Linked DNA regions of Homo sapiens: region 1 is linked to region 2. The links are chromatin loops, found by intact Hi-C in ENCODE. Cell type or tissue: PC-9. All regions are shown on one strand. Links, peaks and the distances in the headings refer to the core of each region. The heading gives the core; the rest is flanking DNA.

The links. Peaks named below come from ENCODE experiments on the same cell type or tissue, not always from the same donor. Only the 100,000 strongest peaks of a DNase experiment are listed, where the experiment ranks them.
Region 1: a loop joins it to region 2, with 9 times the contacts of the local background. A loop is called at or near these places in 4 of 110 quality-filtered maps.

The regions. Positions count from the first base shown.
Region 1 is chr6:100,294,788-100,300,180 of GRCh38, forward strand. No RefSeq gene overlaps it. Among named protein-coding and RNA genes, the nearest start is that of SIM1-AS1, 96 kb to the right of the region's middle. In PC-9, for the core only: no CTCF peak of the experiment used is centred there; DNase peaks (open chromatin) are centred at 2,164 and 2,634; H3K4me3 peaks cover 1,359 bases; H3K27ac peaks cover 4,553 bases.
Region 2 is chr6:100,174,548-100,179,940 of GRCh38, forward strand. It overlaps the pseudogene ARG2P1. Among named protein-coding and RNA genes, the nearest start is that of MCHR2, 180 kb to the left of the region's middle. In PC-9, for the core only: a CTCF peak has its summit at 2,335 (motif pointing right); DNase peaks (open chromatin) are centred at 1,574 and 2,244; H3K4me3 peaks cover 255 bases; H3K27ac peaks cover 1,767 bases.

The DNA.
Region 1 (5,393 bases), core at 273-5,272, 120 kb after region 2:
TGTGACAATGTGTGCTTTGGGTCATTGGAGTCACAGTTGTCTTCCATTGAGGTGCCCTCTGAGTCTCCTCCAGCTTCTCATCCTCATGTCTCAGGTAGTTAGCCCTAGGAAGTGGACCCCAGAAAGGGAGAGGAGAGTGGGAAGTTGATTTCTAGATTACTTTCAATGTTCATTAAGTACCTCTTCTTCCTGAGAACGATTCTCTTCCAGTAAAACTCCAGACTTACAGCCGTTCAAAAGACTTTGAACCTTTTTTTTAATTAATTAATTAATTTATTACTATTATACTTCAAGTTTTAGGGTACTTGTGCACAATGTGCAGGTTAGTTACATATGTATACATGTGCCATGCTGGTGCACTGCACCCACTAACTCGTCATCTAGCATTAGGAATATCTCCCAATGCTATCCCTCCCCACTTCCCTGCAACCCACAACAGTCCCCAGAGTGTGATGTTCCCCTTCCTGTGTCCATGTGTTCTCATTGTTCAATTCCCATCTATGAGTGAGAATATGCGGTTTTGGTTTTTTGTTCTTGCGATAGTTTACTGAGAATGATGATTTCCAATTTCATCCATGTCCCTACAAAGGACATGAACTGATCATTTTTTATGGCTGCATAGTATTCCATGGTGTATATGTGCCACATTTTCTTAATCCAGTCTATCATTGTTGGACATTTGGGTTGGTTCCAAGTCTTTGCTATTGTGAATAATGCCGCAATAAACATACGTGTGCATGTGTCTTTATAACAGCATGATTTATACTCCTTTGGGTATATACCCAGTAATGGGATGGCTGGGTCAAATGGTATTTCTAGTTCTAGATCCCTGAGGAATCGCCACACTGACTTTGAACCTTTAAAACAGAACAGAAGCAGGAGTAGGGAAGATTTTCCCCATCTTTCCAGGATCACCAACATACAGAAGTAATAAAAAAAATGTATATAGCTTTTTCTTAGAGAAACATAAAACATTCAGCTCATGTGCTGTTTAAATTAAGAACAAGGAAATGAAAGATTTATTCAACAAGTAAAATAAATATTTTTAAAAGAATTATCAGGCACATTTTATGTCCAGTTTGGGGCAAAGAGTGAGAAGAAGAGTAGGAATGATAGTGAAGTAGAGTGAGGAAGAAGCTGTGTAAAGAGAAATGTGAAGTATAGATGCAGTAAGAAGGAAAAGGGAAAATGAGAGAGAAAAAAGGCAAAATAGTCACTAGGGGAGAGAGAGGGTAGAAGGTTTCCATAGATTGTGAAGTATAAATCACAAGCTTCAGCACACTAGGACCATAGATTCCAGGATGTTATTATTATCTATTTAATAATTCATTCGCTGGACACCCACCACATACCTCTTCTGACTTGGGGCCTCTTCTGACTTGGGGAATATGGTATAAAACAAAACAAAGCACCTCTTTTTTTTTTTTAACTTATAGGTGATAAACAAGAAAATATGTGTTAGACATATTCTATTAAGATAAAAACAAAGCAAGGGAATATTTAGTGACTGAAAACACTGTTTTAGATTATGTGGTCAGTATGGTCTGTGAGGAGATGAAATTTAAGCTGAGATGTAAATAGAGGGAAGAATCTGACTTTGTGACAATATGACAATCACTCCAGGCCAAAAAAACAGGTACAAAGTCCTCAAAGCAAGAAGGGGTTTACCAAGTTAGAGGAAAAGACCAAAGGTGAGTGCGGCTGAGGTATGAGGAAAAAAGAGGCATAATACAATGTAAAAGAGTGATTTTTAGGGCAGTGAAACTACTCTGCATGATACTACGATATTGGATACATGTTATCATAAATTTGTCCAAACCCACAGAATTTACAACACAAAAGTGAACCCTAATGTAAACTGTGGCTCTGGGTGATAATAATGCATTAGTGCAGGTTCATCATTCTGGTGAAGGATGTTGATAATGAGAAGGGTATGCATGTGTAGAGGCAGGGGCTATATAGGAAATCTCTGTATCTTACACTCAATGTTGCTGTGAGCCTAAAACTACTCTAAAAAATAGAATCTATTAATAGTAAATAAAGTCAGAGTGGTAGGCAAGAGCTAGATTATGAAACACTGTAAGGAGACTGCTAGTAGGCTATTGTAATAATCCAAGCTGGAGGTGATAGTGACTCAGACTGGTGTAATGGCTGTCAGAATAATGTGCTTTGGCAAAGAGTCAGTTAATTTACTAATGGGCTGCATGTTACAAATAAGAGAGAGAGAAGAATCAGAGTTGTTTAATGAAATTTGAGATTGAGGAGTAGGTGGCCGATGATGCCATGTACTGAGCTGAAGAAACACAGGGGATGTGGAGGTTTTCTGTTATTGGTTTCAGTTGCATGTAGTGTTGTGGGGCTGGAGAATCAGAAGATCTCTTTGGACATGTGAAGTCTATGGAGCCTATTAGACATCCAGGTGGTGTTGAGTAGGAAGCTGGATATACAGCTCTAGAGCTCTTACTAAAATTCTTAATTTTCGCAATTTCTTTCTCTACAGATTTTCTATACTCAGATACTTTAACATGAGGAAAGTAAACAGGAATAATGGTGAGAATGAATCTCTGCACTGTCACATCATTAATCAAAACAATACTAGCGGCAAGATCTAGATAAAATCAAACTCAGGATCAAAGCAAACACTGAGTCATGAGGTCCATTGTTTCAGCAGAAAGGAAGTACATTCTCTACATGGAAACTTGAGAGGTTAATACCCTAGAAATCTGTAAATACCAAACTGGTCAAGTAAAAGAAAATAGGAAAAGAGATTACCTTAATTTGGATAAATTAACTTGGTGGGAAATACTCTTATCAGAGATGAATGTTTTCTGCAAGGCTTAAGGATTTGGAACACTAATTAAAAGTTACAAAATATGTAGATTTCAAACATATTTGTTATTTTGCTTATGTTGATGTATAAAGCTGATGTCAGTTTCTAGTTAACTATTTTATTAATATAAAATATTATTCATAAGATATCTCACATCAATAGGACCTGATCTCTAAAAGGTCAATTGTGTGTGTGATTTATAGGCATAGCCTGAGCCCAGTGCTCAATGTCTAAGTTAAGATAGAATATTATTTGATTAGTCATATTGTTTTAGCAGTTGAAATAAAATATAAGGAAATATTAACATGACAATAGCAAGCCAAATAGATCTATTTTTATATCTATAGATGAAACACTGCTCCGTAAGATTATATTTGAAATAATTTGTCAATACTTATTAAAAAATTTCAAAGAATACCCCATGCCCCAACACTCCCTCTTCATCAAGAAGCTTCACAATTAGGAGGAATGGAATGTCTGGCAAACTTAATGCATTGTATTAAAGTCTATAAAAAACAAAAAAAAGGGACCGGGCATGGTGGCTCACGCTTGTAATCCCAGCACTTTGGGAGGCCAAGGCGGGCGGATCACGAGGTCAAGAGTTCGAAACCAGCTTGGCCAACACAGTGAAACACCGTCTCTACTAAAAATACAAAAATTAGCTGGGTGTGGTGGCGTGCACCTGTAATCCCAGCAACCTGGGAGACTGAGGCAGGAGAATCGCTTGAACCTGACAGGCAGAAGTTGCAGTGAGCCAAGATCCAAGATTGCATCACTGCGCTCCAGCCTGGGCAACAGAGCTAGACTCTGTCTCAAAACAAACAAACAAACAAAAACAAAAACAAACAAAAAACAAAAACGGGGCCGGGATTGGTGGCTCAGGCCTGTAATCCCAGTACTTTGGGAGGCCGAGGCTGGCGGATCACCTGAGGTTGGGAGCTTGGGACCAGACTGACCAACATGGAGAAACCCTGTCTCTACTAAAAATACAAAATTAGCCAAGTGTGGTGGTGCATGCCTGTAATCCCAGGTACTCAGGAGGCTAAGGCAGGAGAATTGCTTGAACCCAGGAGGCAGAGGTGGTGAGCGGCGATCGTACCATTGCACTCCAGCCTGGGCAACAACAGTGAAACTCCATCTCCAAAAAAAAAAAAAGCAGGCAATTTTTGGCCACCTACATGCATATAGTCAAAAATAATTACCTTAAATGCAGGGAGAAATTTGTTTCAAAGTATTTAAAATATGCTTAATTTTAAGAATTGAGATTAAAAATATGAATTCAAAATGAATTTTGTTGCCTTTAAATAAGCATTATACACTCATATGACTTTCTCACAAGTACAGAAATTGTGTGTGCGTGTGTGTGTGTGTGTTCATAATCCCTTGGAAATTTCTTTCATGTAAGAAACACATACACACACACAGTATTTCCAGAATTCCAGATTTTAAAAATGCAGTATTTCAGATTAAAACCCAGTCTTGAATCTTACGTGTGCATATTCTGGCAAATTTCCTGTATGTATTTTGTATGTACATATGTTTTTGAACATCTGTAATATATAAGACAGAAATGAATGAGGCTGGAAGCTGGTGTGCTGATAGGGAGAGTGTGCCTCTCACAGAGCCTTAGGCTGTACTTATTTCTCTTCTACAATGTTTTCACTTTCCTTTCCACATTAGGCCATATCGGTTAGGGTGTTAGCACTAACCTGCAACAATATATCTCATAGATAACAATACACCCAATCTTTGGACTCTTGGCTTCTCCAAGAAATAGATTATATTGGTATATTTTCCCAATGACTAAAGAAAATAAGGATTTATCTAGATACAGTTCATCACTGTTCAAACCCCTTGTATGAGAACTTTCTAGGTAGTCTTTAGGTTCTTTTCCAAGTATCTGTGACACCAACTACTTTTGAAGAGTGCTAAAATGTTACTTTGCTATTGTTTTACCTGGCAAAAAAATAAAGTTAAAAAATCATATTTGCCATTAATTTATCTTTACTTAACACTAGAAAATGAGCCAAAATGTAATTCATAATGAGAATTTCAGCTAAAGCAGAATGATGGTACTTAGCATAAGACTAAGGTGACAAAAATTTGGTATCATTTTCCTTATACAAGTAATTACTTGTTTCAATCATTGATTTATACAAGTAACTTACAAATATATTTCATTAAGAAGATATCAAATTATACCAAAGTATACTGAGTAAAAATCAATTTTGGATTTAAGGATGTTCAGAGCACATGCTATTATCTTCTCTGCCTACACCAAATCCATGTAAATAATAGCAAATATAAAAGGCATAAAAGTGGAATATGACTGAATGTCCTATTGAATGAATGAAAGGACACATAGCAACACCGAAAAAACAGAAGAAGCATGCCATGCAGGATTTTTTTTTAACACAAATGTGGTTTTTCTACACTAACAACCAATTCTCAGAAACCAACTGGTTGTCCAACCATTCAGTTTAATCCTGACATTAATTAGCTAAAGTTAGCACAGATCCCACAGGTTAAGGCTCGTTCACTTCAGACACTTAAACTGCAAATG
Region 2 (5,393 bases), core at 274-5,273:
GTTGATGGATGGATACTAGTGTAGCACCATTCCAAGAACAATCATTCTGAATTTCTATTTTTCAGAATCATTTAATCAGTCCAGCTCACGAGCAAGTGCCAACATCCATCTACCCTGCACTACCTTCTAGATAGAAAATTCAGAATAAGAGATAATAGTTGTATCCTTAATTTACCCATTCATAGAAAAAGTGTGAGAGTCAAGCATGACATGTTTGTCAATATTTCACCACATAAAAATTAAAACAGCAAGGGGTGATAACAAGTGGAGGAATTTTTAGTGTGGCTACCTGCAGCTGAGTATGTACAAAGCAAGTAAACAGTGGCCCAGTATAGACACAGCTGAGGGCACTTAATTAGTGACAATTACTACATTGTTCTAAGCTGCCTGTAACCTTGCTTTCTCCCTTTAGATAAACTCATTTAAGTAAATACAATGTCAAGAAAATGGACAAGCCCTTTGACTTGCTAGAGAACCATGAAAGTGCTGTATTCTATCAATTAAACATGATTCTTTCTTTTAAGAGGAATTAGATCTAACATTTGCTTCAAAATTTCATACAGCTCTCCACACATTGTGTATATTAGTTCTTTAGTGTTAAATGTGTAGCAAATCGATTTTTCTTTTCAAAAATTTATACTAATAATGATCACACACTAAATCTTTTTTTTTAATTATACTTTAAATTTTAGGGTACATGTGCACAATGTGCAGGTTTGTTACATAGTTATACATGTGCCATGTTGGTGTGCTCTACCCATTAACTCGTCATTTAGCATTAGATATATCTCCTAATGCTATCCCTCCTCCCTCATACTAAATCTTAATGGTTGGAGCCTTTCAGAAATTACTTACCTAGAAATACGTTTTAAGAAACAGTTTTGCAACTCACTGATAAAAAATATTGTTAAAGGGATAAACAATTTGGATGCTTTTCTAATTCATCACATTAAGTGAGAATGGTGTCCAGGCAGTAGTTTGGAAATGCTTTGAAAAAGTCACAAATGAATTACCTTTTAAAAGTTTTTCACTTAACAAACATTTATTCAGAAGCTAGCATATAAATCTTTATTTAACAAACCTCTTTTTAGCAACTAGTACATGCTAGATGCTATAAGCAATAAGACATTGTATCAGCCTTTAATGAACTTATAATCAAAAAAGGCAAAAAGAATAGTGCATAAATAACTGTCATACAAAGAGGAAGGCCAAACTACAAGTCCAACTTCTTCAGTCCTATAGCCACGGCATTCTCAAGAGACAAGGTCCAGGCATTTTGTTCTCCTCTAACATCTGCACCAAACAACTCCTATGTCATCTGAGAGTCAGAGGATGGTGACAGCAGCTCCTCCAGCTCCCTGCCTCCTGCAAAAATGAGCAGAACCTTGTGCATTCACCCTGACAGATAAATGTCTTGCATTTGCTGCTTTTTTCTGGGAAATGTGGTGCATGTAAAATGAATATACTTTTATTTGGGACATTAGTCATGGAATGTGGGGGAGAAGGAGATGTTTGACCTACTTAAATATACTTAAGTATACAAGTTAATTTCTTCACAAACTATTTCCAAACTTCTTTTGTTTGACTTGGCATAGACCCCAGGTGACACCAGGCACGCACAGGAACATGGGAAAAAATGCTTTGTTGGTGGTGGATTCCCTCATGGTTTCACAAAGGAAAGGCATTAAAACTCAAGGAAGGTTTTAAGACTCAGTGTTTAATTTATGAAACCACATTTTAAAAATCCAAGCAGAGTAGTCATTTAATGAGGTCAGAAAGTAAGCTGTAACAACTTTAAGCTGGAATTTTACTGTTGTTCTATCACATGAAGAAATGAACGTTTTCTGTCTGTTAAGGATTTGAGATAAGCGCCTCCCACCAGTTGATACCTGACACTTGCAATCAGCTCACAAGAAAGGGGTGCTGCATCTAAAGCTACATTAACTCTTCAGTAACAGCTCAATCTCACTTATCCATGAAGTTCTGTCCGTGAAGTTTACAAGCACTAGGAACATGTCTCCAAGTTACACACAAGAGTCCTGGCCCTGGGCCCTAAATTACACATGGATCTGGAGCTGAGGAAGGCCTCGAATCTCTGGAATTCACCCTCCTCATCTGCACAATAGGGGCTGCAGTGCATGATCCCTCACAGCTCCATCATGGCCAGGGCAGAGAGTGAGATGTCCCTGTGTCAGTGGTACAGCTTGCTTGACTTCATTCCTTCTCTAGATTAACCATTCAAGGCTACACGATGTCAGGTTGCTCTCTAAGTCTACTGGCAGGGCAATGTATTGTGGTTTTCCACAGTCTTCACAACCAGCAGAGGGAGCGAAAGTGCATAGTAAATCAACTTTAATGAAGTATAAAATCTCTTTAAAAATTCTGTTTCATTAAAATAAAATCTGCTAAATGTGTCTGGGTTGAGAAATTTGACTTGCCTGGTATATTTGCCTGCTGTCTGTTAGTGTTTGTGTGTGGGAAGTCAGAATTTAAAAATTATGGCCACTATAGTTAATAACAATATATTGTATTCTTGAAAATTGCTGAGACTGGAAGCTTCCAGCTGCACTGAGCTCTGCCTCTATCCCAGTGATTCCCCACACTGCCAGTCAAGTCCCTAAGGAACTTGTCTCCTCCAGACGCAAGTGCATTCTATCCTGAAGAAGTCTGGTTGTGATAGGAGCCCCGTTCTTGTAGGGACAGAAAAGAAAAGGAGTGGAACATGGTCCAGCTGCCAGAAGAAAAATTGGATTGATGAAAAGGGTCTCCAATTTGGGCTGCTGCCTGAAAGACTTTGAAAAGTTTAGTTTTACTCCAGTCCCCACAGATGAGCTCTTCAACAACCCTACAGTGAATCTGTGCTCAGTGGCCCAGCCAACCAGCAACTGGCTGAGTTGGTTAGCAGAGCAGTGTTGTCTGGCTACAGCTGCGTCACGGTGAGAGGAGACCCCAGCCTGGCAATTAGTACCATTAGTGGTCATGCCTGGAACTGCCCAGACCTTTGTGTCACTTGGGTTGATGCCCAGAAGACATCAGTACACCCCTTACCACTTCATCAGGAAATCTCCATGGACTATCAGTTTCATTTCTCCTCACAGAACTACAGGGAAAGGTACCAGAACTTCCAGGATTTCCCTGGACAAACCTTGTATCTCCTCCCCAAGTATAGCGTATTCTGATCTAGGAGACATGGACCCTCTGGAACATTTTTTTAAAAGAACAATGATATCTAGTATTTTTCCGTGAGAGACATCAATCCATTTGGCACCCAGGAGGTCATGCAACAGAAATTTGATCTGCTGATTGGCAAAAGACAAAGGTCTGTCCATCTGAGTTTTGATATTGATGTATTTGACTGTACACTGGCTCCAGCTGCAGGAATCCCTATTGTAGGGGGACTGACCTTTCAAGAAGGCATCTATATTACTGGGGAAATACATAGTACAGGGTTGCTGTCAGCACTGGATCTTGTTGAAGTCAATCCTCAACTGGGCACTTTAGAGGAAAGGGCAAAGGCCACAGCTAGCCTGCCAGTAGATGTAACTGCTTTATGTTTGGGTCAGACAAGGGAAGGAGGGCACATTGCCCATGGCCAGATTTTCTCGTTTCCCAGCCAAGTCAGAAAATGAAGTGTGTGTGAGAATTTAGGAAATACTGTGCACTGTTTTGTTTCACAATGGGCATTCCAGAGCTGTAAGGCATTTGAGAATTTGAGAGGACAGGTATTAAGTGCTTATCTGGGTTAATATTGCCTTAATTAGAACACTTGCACATTCCCACAATTGTAGTTTCCCCTCTCCATTTTGGTGACTAATAATACCACTGTAAGTGTGTGTGTGTGTATATATATATATATATATATATATATATATATATATATATATTTTTTGCAGTTCACTGGGTATTAATGCATTGTAGTGCTATGTAAATTTAAAGATGCATAAGCAGCATTCGTTACCTTGGTATATCAAAAAATGGTAAGAAAGGAGATTTTTTAACTGTTTTCACCACAAAAAATAATTATGTGAGGTCATACATATGGTAATTGGCTTGATTTAGCCATTCCACAATGTGTACATATTTCAAAACAATATGTTGTGCCTGATAAATATATGCAATTTTTATTTGTCAACTTAAAAATTAATTAATTGAAAAAATAAATACCAAAAAGCCACAAGAGGAAGGAGATTAAGTCCACCCACACCTACCATTCTGCTGTCTAAAGATAAAGGAGGAGCCAGAGGATGCTGGGCCTGCAGGGAAGGAGGAGACGCGTATCAGCATCCTGGCTGGGAACAGAACTCAAGCCTCTCGACTGGACCCTGCTTTCCTTTTTTCACTCACTTACATGAAAATGGGCTTGGGATCAATAAGAATAATTCTGCTCAAGCTTTCCAATAGAAGAAAAACAGAGTAACCAGCCATGTTCTGCAGCTCTCACAGCAATCCTTCCCTCCAGCTGACTTGCTTCTCATCTGCTACTTTTCATGACGATAACGTGCTCCCGCATTTCATGGTGAAAGCTAAAGTCTTTAAAGTGGTCCGCCAGTCACTACACCACATGGCCTCCCTTTGCCCCTCGGACCTCTGGGTCTCCTCAATTCTCCCACAGCACCAGTGGCCAGTGTGCCTTTCCTGAAGCATGTCAGGCCTCTTCCCACTGAAAGCCTTTGAATTCGCTGTCCCCAGAGCACTGTTCCCCCAGAAGTCTGCATGGCTTAGTCCTTCTTTGTCTACTGAATGTCAACCCTCTTGATGCCCTATTTTAATTGTAAACTATCTGCTTTTCACTTTTCCTCCTCCCTTATTTTTCTCTACCTGACGTTCAGTACATATTATATGTCTTACTGTTTTCCTTATAAGTTCAGAGGTTTCTATCATTTTGCTCACTGTCGTTCAATGAATGACTAAATGAATGAGTCAATGAATTTTAAATTTAATTACATATGCAGTGTTTGAAAGAAAGAAAGCAAGTTTCCTTTAATGAAGGTATCATTATGTGCATATTATAGTTCTTTCGGCCTTACTCCCAAATAATTTTTTAATCGGTAGCTCCAAGATTGCTACATTGATTGAAATTCTAATTATTTGGCTGTGAGCACAAATGTGCTCATAACTTTATCATGTTGACATAAATATCAGTTATTTGGTAAGACAATGCTCCAGTCACCTCCTCCTGCTATAATGTCTAATTATCTATCTTGGGCTCTCACATTCCATTGTGAAAAACTAACATTAGCTCATATATAATAGTCATTCATAGTCTTTGCATGTTTGGTATGTGTGACCAAATGCCCTTTAATAGGTTCCATACTAATATTACATGAATATTAGTGAATTATCTAGTATAAATTTCTACAGGGCCTCTTAAGTAAATATGTATTTAGTTGGTT